Linked DNA regions of Homo sapiens: region 2 is linked to region 1. The links are chromatin loops, found by intact Hi-C in ENCODE. Cell type or tissue: PC-9. All regions are shown on one strand. Each heading gives the region's core, and the rest is flanking DNA. Links, peaks and the distances in the headings are about the cores only.

The links. A loop is a pair of places that touch in the nucleus more often than their neighbours do. Peaks named below come from ENCODE experiments on the same cell type or tissue, not always from the same donor. Only the 100,000 strongest peaks of a DNase experiment are listed, where the experiment ranks them.
Region 2: a loop joins it to region 1, with 8 times the contacts of the local background. A loop is called at or near these places in 1 of 110 quality-filtered maps.

The regions. Positions count from the first base shown.
Region 1 is chr17:9,800,203-9,805,583 of GRCh38, forward strand. GSG1L2 (GSG1 like 2) reads right to left here. Exons shown (of 5, transcript NM_001310219.2): 5 at 406-2,442. The coding sequence ends at 2,184. Among named protein-coding and RNA genes, the nearest start is that of DHRS7C, 11 kb to the left of the region's middle. In PC-9, for the core only: no CTCF peak of the experiment used is centred there; a DNase peak (open chromatin) is centred at 2,219; H3K4me3 peaks cover 899 bases; H3K27ac peaks cover 2,150 bases.
Region 2 is chr17:9,673,828-9,679,208 of GRCh38, forward strand. USP43 (ubiquitin specific peptidase 43) reads left to right here. Exons shown (of 15, transcript NM_153210.5): 4 at 1,064-1,156; 5 at 2,919-3,054. Among named protein-coding and RNA genes, the nearest start is that of USP43, 31 kb to the left of the region's middle. RefSeq lists enhancers at 2,392-3,591, 2,831-3,331. In PC-9, for the core only: CTCF peaks have their summits at 2,492 (motif pointing left) and 2,719; a DNase peak (open chromatin) is centred at 3,144; H3K27ac peaks cover 2,322 bases.

The sequences.
Region 1 (5,381 bases), core at 110-5,109:
TTTTTTTTTTTTCAGAGTTTTCCTTTTGTTGCCTAGGCTAGAGTGCAGGGGCGCGATCTCGACTCAATGCAACCTCCGCCTCCCGGGGGTTTAACTGATTCTCCTGCCTCAGCCTCCCGAGTAGCTGGAATTACAGGCATCTGCCACCACACCTGGCTGATTTTTTGTATTTTTAGTAGAGATGGGGTTTCACCATGTTGGCCAGGCTGGTCTCGAACTCCTGACCTCGAGTGATCCACCTGCCTGGGCCTCCCAAAGTGCTGCGACTACAGGTGTGAGCCACCACGCCCAGCAAAAAATTTATTTCTTTACCCATGTAACAAACCTGCACATGTACCCCCACTCTGAACCTAAAATAAAAATTGATAAAGAAAATAAATAAATAAAAATAAAAACTTGTCCAAATAGTTTTTAAAAGTTTATTTCTTCTTTGGCATCCTCAGCCACAGTGTTCACAGGTGTTTTTCACAACAGCGAATTCAGCGAAGTCTCTCTCCAGTGTATTTCATTCCCTGTAAGATGAGACTTTGACCTGATATCGTGACAGTCACACAGGACCTGCCTACATGAATACATAGGGATGAAAAACCATATGAAAGAACCTGCACACTGCAAAGGGCAGAGGCTTGTGGGTACAAACTCTCCTGCTCTAGGTGAGCACATGGCCCAGGGAACCCCAGCAGACATTCTCTGGGTTGGGCTTATTCCAGCAAGAATCCATTGTCTATCTCTCATATATGCTTAGCGCAATGAAACACAAAATTCCACAGAAGCAGCATTTGTCAGGCAGGTGCTCACCTTGAGCCACAAACACGAAGGTAGCTGGATTTTTTTTTTCATTTTTTTTATGACAGTATAAGTGTTACAGTTCAGCATAAACAGATTTTTATTGGATTTTTTTCCCAGAAATGATATGTTTACAAAACACGTGAATATAATTTTTAAAATGGATCTGAGCAAGGACATATTGAAGGTTGTTAGAGTTTGCAGTCCCTTTCTTTTCTTTTTCTTTTTCTTTTTTTTGAGACAGGGTCTCACTCTATTGCCCAGGCTGGAGTGCAATGGCGCGATCTCTGCTCACTGCAACCTCCACCTCCCAGGTTCAAGCGATTTCCCTGCCTCAGCCTCCTGAGTAGCTGGGATTACAGACATGTGCCACCATGCTTGGCTATTTTTGATGTTTTTTTTTTTTTAGTAGAGACAGGGTTTCACCATGTTGGCCAGGCTGGTCTCGAACTCCTGACCTCAAGTGATCTGTCTACCTCGGCCTCACAAAGTGCTGGGATTACAGGCGTGAGCCACTACACCCACCCCCTTTCTTTTTTCAAAAAATCAAATTATGTGTGGAACAACCTGTGGCCTGAATAACATGGTAGCTGGACATGGGATGAATTGATACAATATTGCAGATGACTGTATTAGGAATCCTGCAGCCCACCACTGCCTCCAACAAGACCTGCATGTTTGGTAATGTTTATTTTTAGAAGCAAAAGTGGCTGGCGATTTAATTTAAGCAGAACAACTCAAACATGTGTTCCACTTAAACTAAGATAAGATGTCATTCCATTTGACTGTGTTTTCATTTCTATCATTCGACTGTCCTTCCAAACTGATTTTACTATGAGTAGAAACACAAAATTTCCAAGAAAAAATATTTTAAAAAATAACAGGAAACATATTTTGAAATTTCTGTCTTCTTGATTCAAATGAAAAAGAAAGTATGACATAGCCACACATACTTTATTGTGTGTGTCAATTAGGAGAAAACATTTTCTGGATTTTTCTGTCAACAAACCTATGCGGACAACACATTTTGCCTCCCTTGTAGTTAAAAAGACTTGCTTTCCTCTTTCTTCAACTTCTCTTCCCTTAGTACTGGCATCCTCCCTGTTTCTTTGGTATCCTTATCAAATTCACTGTCATTAAGAAGCTCTCTTTTATACTAGAGTGTCAATGGTTGATATCTTCAGTAAGCATTATCTCACTTCAAGGTACTGGCATTTTAACAGGAATCAAAGGCTAAAGCCAAAGGTGTTTAGTAAAAGGTGAGATGTGGAGGGGTGGGGATGGAAGCTTTCCCTGGACAACAATCTCCTGAAGTCCAACCCAGAGGCAGGGTGTACATTGTGAGTGTCAGTGCCTGGCTTGTTTGCCTGTGCGGATGTGGCAGCCATGGACACTGGCTAGCATATGGACACCTTGCCTGGGGCGCCTGGTGGGAGGTGTCCAGAAACATTCCTGAAGGCTTGTTCAGCAGGGCAAGGAGCAGCTCCTGTTTTCCAAATGCTCTCCGAAGCCTCGGGTTCCAGGAAGCTGTGTTGAGAGTGCCGACTGCCGTTCTGTGCCTGCTGCTTCTCGGTGAATTCCAGGCGGGCTGCCGTGAACCTGCTCATGGCCGAGACCGACACAGCCAGGCAGAGGGCGAAAGAACCCCAGGCAAGGCTGTCAACAGAAGGCACCGTTAGGAAAGGGCTGAGGGCTGTGATTCCAGGACTTCCTGTTTTCTCCAGACTGGGGGTCAATCTGGAGAAAACAACAGCTCCTCGTTCTACTCAGTTTGGACCTGCATTTTGGATCACAAATCCCAGAGTCTAGTCAACGTACTGTTTAGCCCAAGGGTTAAGAGAATGGATTCTGGAGTCACTGTGCTGGCTTTGCATCGTGGCCCCACCTTGTATTAACCATGTGACCTTGAGCTGGTTGCTTTACCTCTTTGAATCAGTTCCCTCATCTGCAAAGCTGGAATAATATTAATGCTGCCACCAGGGTGGCTGTGAGGAATTCAGTGAGTGAATGCGTGGGAAGTATTAATACTTAGTATAGCATCTGCTGCATAGAAGTTTCCAGATTATTGCTGTTGTTGGCTGTAACCCAGGACAGTGGCATTGGTGTCATTACTTTTTTTTTTTTTTTTTTTTTGAGACAGAGTCCCTCTCTGTCGCCCAGGCTGGAGTGCAATGGCATGATCTTGGCTCACTGCAACCTCTGCCTCCCGGTTCAAGCAATTCCCCTGCCTCAGCCTCCCAAGTAGCCGGGACCACAGGCATGCGCCACCACACCCGGCTAATTTTTGTATTTTTAGTAGAGACAGGGCTTCACCATGTTGGCCAGGCCGGTCTTGACCTCCCGACCTCAGGTGATCCGCCCGCCTTGGCCTCCCACAGTGCTGGGATCACAGACATGAGCCACCGCGCCCGACCAGCATCATTATTCTTATATCCCCATCCAGGCTGTAAGCCTGTTGCATACTGAGATGATGGGCTACACTTTTCATCCTTCAAAGAACCCAGCACTGTGTTGGGAACATGGTAATTAGCATCTGCTTTATACCAAAGGGTGTTCAAATGTTTGCATTATTATGAGATAAAGAGAAGGGCTGTGTGGTGGACAAAGAACAACCTAGAGAAGAAAAGCAAAATGTAGGGCTAACCAGAGACACTTCCCAATGGATAATAATAAGATTAACAATAATAAACAGTCTTGTATGTATGCCAGGTGCTGTGATGGGCACCAGATTATCTAACTGAACACCTCACGGCGACCCCCTGATGGAGGCACTATAATTATCTCCATTTTACAGATGAGGAAACTGAGACACAGAAGTTAAGCAACTTGTCCACGACTACCATTTAGAAAGTGGGACATCCTGGATGCGGCTGCAAACCCTGTGAGTCCAGATACTGCTGGCTGACTTGCGAGACTTTGCTGCCTCCTGATGCTGTGGACTCGGTTAACCAAGGACACATGTCAAGGTTCTGGTTTGGGCCTGGTCTTGCTTCGTGTTTTCATTAAGTAGGTGATTATTTTGGTTTAAATGAGGGCAGAAACTCATTGCATCTCTCCACACCCCCACTGAAACGAGAGTAAAGGGATGTGTACTAGTGTGAACACACAAGGACAAGGAGAATTGGAGAGGAGACATGAGAGTACGGAAACGGCTGGGAGAGGGATGACTAATTTATGGAGTGAGGGATGCGACACAGAAAGTGTCTGCAATGAGGGCCACCCACAAGACAAGAAGGATGCCTGTTATATCAGCACTGCTGAATCCTTGAGAGGTGCAGAACCTTGAGGCACAAATACGGCACAAAAAATGCAGCCCTTTCCCCAGTCTCCTCCTTACCACAAACACTCCATCCCACCTCCCTTTCCCCCAGAAAAGCAAAGTTTTATTCTCTGGAGAAGGTGAACGGAAGGAAAGGCTCCGGATTCAGAGACAGCAGGCCCATTGGAAGGCAGGGAAGGGGGCTGGTCTGAAAATGGGATTGTATGGAAATCTGCACAGGAGTGGGAAGCTGTCCAGCCCTTTCCTATGCCTAACCTCAGAAATTATCAGCCAGGCATGTGAGCTTACTCCACTTCCTGCGGATATTGGATGATTCCCTTCTGAAGACACTGACAGGTTGTGGAAAGAACCTCTACAAACCGATATTTGTGTGTGTTTTTGTGGAGTGGAATTCCAAGATAAAATAGATGGTGCCATACCCAATCACATGCCAAAACAACAACAAAAGAGCCTACCAGTAGATAAATACCAACCCTGCTCCAGAGCTTCCAATTATCCTTGACAATCAAAGATGCCAACGTTTGGGGGAAAGGTCCAACAACAAAGCAGGGAGGGGAAAGAATTCTAAAGGAAAGAGATAACACAAGGAACAAAAGAAAACAGCAACAAAAACCAAACCCTTCGATTAATATCCTCAGAGGAATATGAGAAAAGAAGATGCTGTATCAATAAAGCAAGATCAGGATATTATGAAAAAGGAACAGCTGGAAAACAAGGAAGAGCTTGGAAAATTAAAATAAGTCCAAAATAAGAATTCAACAGAAAGGCTGGAAGACAAGTAGAGAAAAATTTTCAGAAAATATAATAAAAAGAGAAACAAAATATAAAGAAAGTAATAAGATCCTTGAATAATAAACCCAAAAGACCTAATATCTAACTAACAAGTGTTTTCTAAAAGGAGAACAAAAAACTGACGAAAGGAAATAATCAAAGAAATAATACAAATACAAAAATCACCATAATTCCAGGACATGAATATTCAGATTAAAGGCTCCCCCCTCCCCCACCCCAAGCACATAGATGAAGGATGAATGTGGAGAAAAGAGGATCCTCGCCAAAGGACATCATCATGGCATTTCAGAACATTGGTCATAAAGAGAAGAAAATAACAGGCCACCTACAAAGGCACATGAATCAGAATCGTGTTGGACTCTTGACAGAAACTATGAATGCTGGAAGAGAATGGAGTACGGCCATCTAAATTCTTTGGGAAAATGATTTCCGGCAGAGAATTCTGCACTGTGCCAAACAATCGATCAAGTATGGAGTATTGAATTTCCAGGCATGCAAGGAGTAAAATAATTTATCTCTCATT
Region 2 (5,381 bases), core at 288-5,287, 130 kb before region 1:
GTGCTCAGAATTATGCTTGGTTCTTAGTACATGCTATTTCCATGTTAGTTATTACTTTAAGGAGCTATTTCTTATGGTTTCTTCTTCTGTACAATAAGGAGGGTGGGCAGTGTCAGTGATTCTCTACTATGGGAGAACACTAGGGTCATCTGGGGAGCTTAAAAGCTCAGGATTTTAGAAAGATTTTGATGTCTGGACCCCTCTCTACCCACCTTGAAACAGAATCTCTGGGAGTGGGGCCTGGACATTGGAATTTTAAAAAAGCCTTCCTGTGGTTCTGGGGCACAGTGAGGCTGAGAAGCAGGGGAAGAGATGGTCCTGAGATCCCTTCAGCTTGGAAGTTGGCATGCTGGGTTTGTATGGCAGGGGCGGGTTATAGCTTCCCTTCCCATACTCAGTGCATTTATGTGTGTCACTAAACATTCTTTTCCCTTTTAAAAAAACGGAGGTGAAAGTCCTGTAACATAAAGTTAAGCATTCTAAAGCGTACAAATCAGTGACATGTACATTCACAGTGTTGTGCAGCTACCACCTCCTAGTTCCTAAACATTTCATCACCCCAAAATAAAACCTGGTACCCAGTAAGCAGTCAGCCTCATCCTCCCTTCCCTCAGCTCCTGGCAACCACCAATTTGCTTTCTGTGTCTATGGCATTACCTGTTCTGGATACTTCATATAAACGGGATCGTACAATATGTGGGCTTTCATGTCTGGCTTCTTTCACTTAGCGTGCTGTTTTCAAGGTTCATCCACGTTGTAGTATGGACCAGGGGTTCATTCCTTTCTATGGCTGAGTTGTACTCTACTATGTGGACGTATCATATTCTGTTTACCCATTTGTCTGTTGATGGACGGTTGGGTTGTTCCCACCTTAACTATTGTGAATAGAGCAGCTATGAACACTTGTGTACAAGTATTTGAACACCTGTTCTCAATTCTTCTGGGTATGTACCTACGAGTGGAATCACAGGGAGTGGAAATGCAAGGATAATTCTGTATTGAATTTTACCCCCAAATTGTTTACGTGTGATTAAACGTTCGCCTCTGTTCTTCACCCTCACAGATCTTCCTTGACTTGTCCCCACTGCCTGAAACAGAGCAACACCTTTGATCCTTTCCTGTGTGTGTCCCTACCTATCCCCTTGCGCCAGACGAGGTACGTGAGTGTCGCGGCTTGCCCGGTGAACTTGACTTCCATCCTTACTCATTACGGGGAAGCTTCTGGCCTCACACCTGCCATTTTCTCTCCTTTGCTTCTCAGCCAGCATTTCTCTGGAAACCAGCCTTATAGCTGGATGACATTCAACTATTGAAATTGACAGAGTGAAAGGTTACTGTGTTCCTTCTCTAGCTGAGGAAGGAATTATGAATGTTTGGCACAATTGCCAGACTTAGATCTGTGGCCCATTCAGAAGCTGGCACGGACCCATTGGTCTCACTTAGTGAGACAGGGGCAAACTAGAGAAAATCCGTGGCCACCTGCTTTTTTTTCCCCAGCTTTACTTCAACTTCAAAAATCTATTTTCTTCTTTGAGAAGGTGCAGGAAAAAGATTTCTTTAAGGAGCAAAGAAAGAGGAAAGGGGTTGTTTGGGGAAGATGAGAAAAAAAAAGAAAAGTGGAGGTAGGGCTGGGTAACAGGCACCATGGGCCGAGTTCTATAAAAATAAGCCCAAATCTTAGCAGTGACCAGGAAGGCAAATGGCCAATGTCAGTGTCCTGGCATGTGGGTGAGCTCCTATGTGGGGTGTCTTCTCTGGCATTGGAAGAGAGGTATTTCCTCTTTATGTTCCCCACCTCCTTAAGTGCCATTTCTCTTACCCTCTTCCTATTGACATCCCCTGCCTTTAGGATGCAGCTGAAGACATAACATCTTCAGAGGGCCTTGCTTGGCAACTCAATCTCCCTTTCTGCTCTAAAATTGTGTGCTGCTGATCTTCTGCACTACAAATATAACTACTGGCTTATGCTATAACATGGCTTATGCTGTCTATCATCAGTGACACCATCAGATAATGTCAACTTATAGATGTGATGATCTAAGACTCCCAGCCTGACACAGCACAGCAGAGTGGTCAAGACCACTGACTCTGGAGCCAGACGGCCCAGGTTCGAATCCCAGCTCTATTAATTAATTACCTGTGTGACTTGGGCAGTTATTGGAGTACAGATCAAGAGAAACAGTAGCTGCAAGAGTGGGCCTTCATATGCCGGTGGGAAGGGGAAGCAGAGATTTCCAAAGGAGACTCTCATTAAGGAGAATGTCATCAGTAGTGTTGATTTGTACTGAAAAAAACACCTTGACTGCTTTAATTTTCAAACTTTGGAGTTTGTTTTTGTTTAAGCTTATCTATTTAACAACTAGAGCCTTGAGATCGGACATCTCTATGGTGATTCTTAATCAAATACTTTTTCCCCCAATTCTCTGGAAAAGTAATTTAGAAGATTTGGCTCTACCCTGCCACCTGGTGACAATGTACCAAGTACAGGGACACAACCAGGAAGCGGAGATTAACTATGTGCTGAACTTGATCCATTATCTTTCTTTCTTTCTTTCTTTTTGAGATGGAGTCTTGCTGTGTCACCCAGGCTGGAGTGCAGTGGTGCCATCTCTGCTCACTACAAGCTCCGCCTCTCAGGTTCAAGCGATTCTCCTGCCTCAGCCTCCCAAGTAGCTGGGATTACAGGCATCCGCCACCACACTCAGCTAATTTTTTTGTACTTTTAGTAGAGATGGGGTTTCACCATGCTGGCCAGGCTAGTCTCGAACTCTTGACCGCAGGTGATCCACCTGCTTCAGCCTCCCAAAATGCTAGGATTACAGGTGTGAGCCACTGCGCCTGGCCTTGATCCATTATCAACAATGTCATTCACAGTTCATGTCAGTCCTTTAAGGGTGTTGCCCCTTCCTATTTTCCAGGTTCTTGAGTGTCACCTTGGTCTTCCCCTCTAAGAGCCAGCGGTTCCTGCGGGTTGGCCTGGCCGTGCCGATCCTCAGCACAGTGGCAGCCCTGAGGAAGATGGTTGCAGAGGAAGGAGGCGTCCCTGCAGATGAGGTGTGATAGAATTGCACTGGGGCCTGGTCATTGGATGATAGAATGCTAACTGAGCCAGCTGTCTAGGCTGTTTAGGCCAATTTGTGGTTCCCAGGTGACTCCAGTATGACTCATGGGTTTCTGGTTGATTAGTAATGCCTGCTGTCTGGGATGACTGGGCCTTGACTTTTCCCTGCATTGACACAGAATGACCAGAAAAGAACACCTTTGCCTTCCGAGAAGGCAATGACAATTATGATCATAATAATTCCAGCAATAGCTACCCCTAGGTAGTGCTTACTAAGTGTGGGGCACTATTCTGTGAACTTTCTATTCATGCCTGATTTAATCACAGGCGTCCTGTGAAGTAGACATTACAATTATCCTCATCTTACTAATGGGGAATAAAGAAGCCCTGAGAGGTTAAGTGACTTGCCCAACGTCACTAGCTAGTAAGTGGCTGAGCCAGGATTTGGATTTCGATGGTTTGACTTCATAGCCCAAGTCACCATTGTATATTTTCAGTCTTGGCAATATAAACCAGGACAGTAAAGGAACAGTAAATGAAGCAGGAGGACCTGCTGAGAGAACTGAGGATGTATAACATGAGAGAGAACATCTGGCGGAAGCTGGGATGGCTGTGTTCTACCTGTTTTCTTTTCAAACGAGTCTTAGTAAAGCGATTGGATTCACAGTGCCTGGAGGGGCCCTCATGAGGAATAGGGAGGAGGCCGTGGTGGCGCCAAGCCACATGGCAGGATGGGAGCGGCCCTCAGGGTGATTCAGTAGCTCCCTAGGTTTCTGACCCTGGACACAGTATGTGATTGGCTCTGTGTCCTTAACTGTGACATGGAAATTGACACTTCCCTGACTATCTCATGGGATTTTTTCAAATCAAAAAATATTTTTAACCTTGTTGGGAAGGCATGCCACACATACAATAACGTCTACCTATCTGAAGATTGTGGTTTGCTGGCTTTCTCTACGTTCATAGCTACATTCCTATAACCTCCACGCTTCCTGAGCCTCCCCATCACCCCAGTGGGCTCCTTTCTGCCCCTGCCCAATCAATCCCTCTGACCTCTATCGCTACCTCATAGAATATTTATGACTCTCTCAAATAGCAGGGGAAATGTGTGTATCTTGCTTTGTAAACTTTAAAGTGCACTATGGGGAGTTACTGAAAGAGACGGAGAGAGAGGGGGACAGTGGGTGAGAGTCCTGGGGAGAAAGTGACAGTAAGAAAAGATCAAAAGGGAGAAGTCTATGAGAGGGAGCGTTTGAATAATTAAGAGTGTGAAAAATCTGGCAGGAATTTGAGAGGTGTGATGTGTTGGTTCAGGGAGATGGGAGTCAGTTGGGGATGCCAGTGTGGGACGGGCATTTCCACTGAAACTGAAAGTCATCTATTTTGATGCTTTGTTTTCTTTAACTGGCAAGTGTATTATATTTATGTTATATAAAATCATAGATATATGTACTTGGATTTATTTTTCTATTTTATTTATTTATTTTTTGACGGAGTCTCCCTCTGTCGCCAGGCTGGAGTGCAGTGGCACGATCTCGGCTCACTGCAACCTCCGCCTCCCAGGTTCAAGCGATTCTCCTGCCTCAGCCTCCTGAGTATGCATCACCACACCCAGCTAATTTTTTGTATTTTTAGTAGAGACGGGGTTTCACCATGTTGGCCAGGATGATCTCGATCTCTTGACCTTGTGATCTGCCCGCCTCAACCTCCCAAAGTGTTGGGATTACAGGCGTGAGCCACTGCGCCCGGCCTGTATTTGGATTTATTTATGTCATCTTATTTATTTATGTCATCTTATGCTATTTACCCTGTTTTCCTATTTTGTACCGCCCCTCCCCCCCCATTTTTAGATTGAACAGTCTTTTTCTTTTAGAAGATGATTCTTTTACATTGAGCAATTTTTCTTTATTTCATCTTTTCTGGGATGAAGTACATCCAGAAGATGTACTTCATGTACATGTCAATATGTATATGTAAATATAATATATACATTATATTTCCATTCTTTTAGTGGTTACTAAAATGTCAACTTGCATAATTACGAGTCTAAAGCCAATCTTCCCATGTAACACAAGGATCTTGGTATGCATTAAATCCCCTTATACCTTTTTGATTTAGATATTATTGTCCAGTATTTTAATCCCTTCTCCACCTCCAACTGTAATAGTAATAATAGTTATTATTTTAGCTTTATATAGTTGATAATATTTACCTTTGCCAATGTTTACCATTTTCTTTGGTTCATCATTTCTTCCTACAACTCAAGTTTTCTCTTTGATTCAGGTTTTTAAATCCTGAAATCTATGTATTTATGAATGAA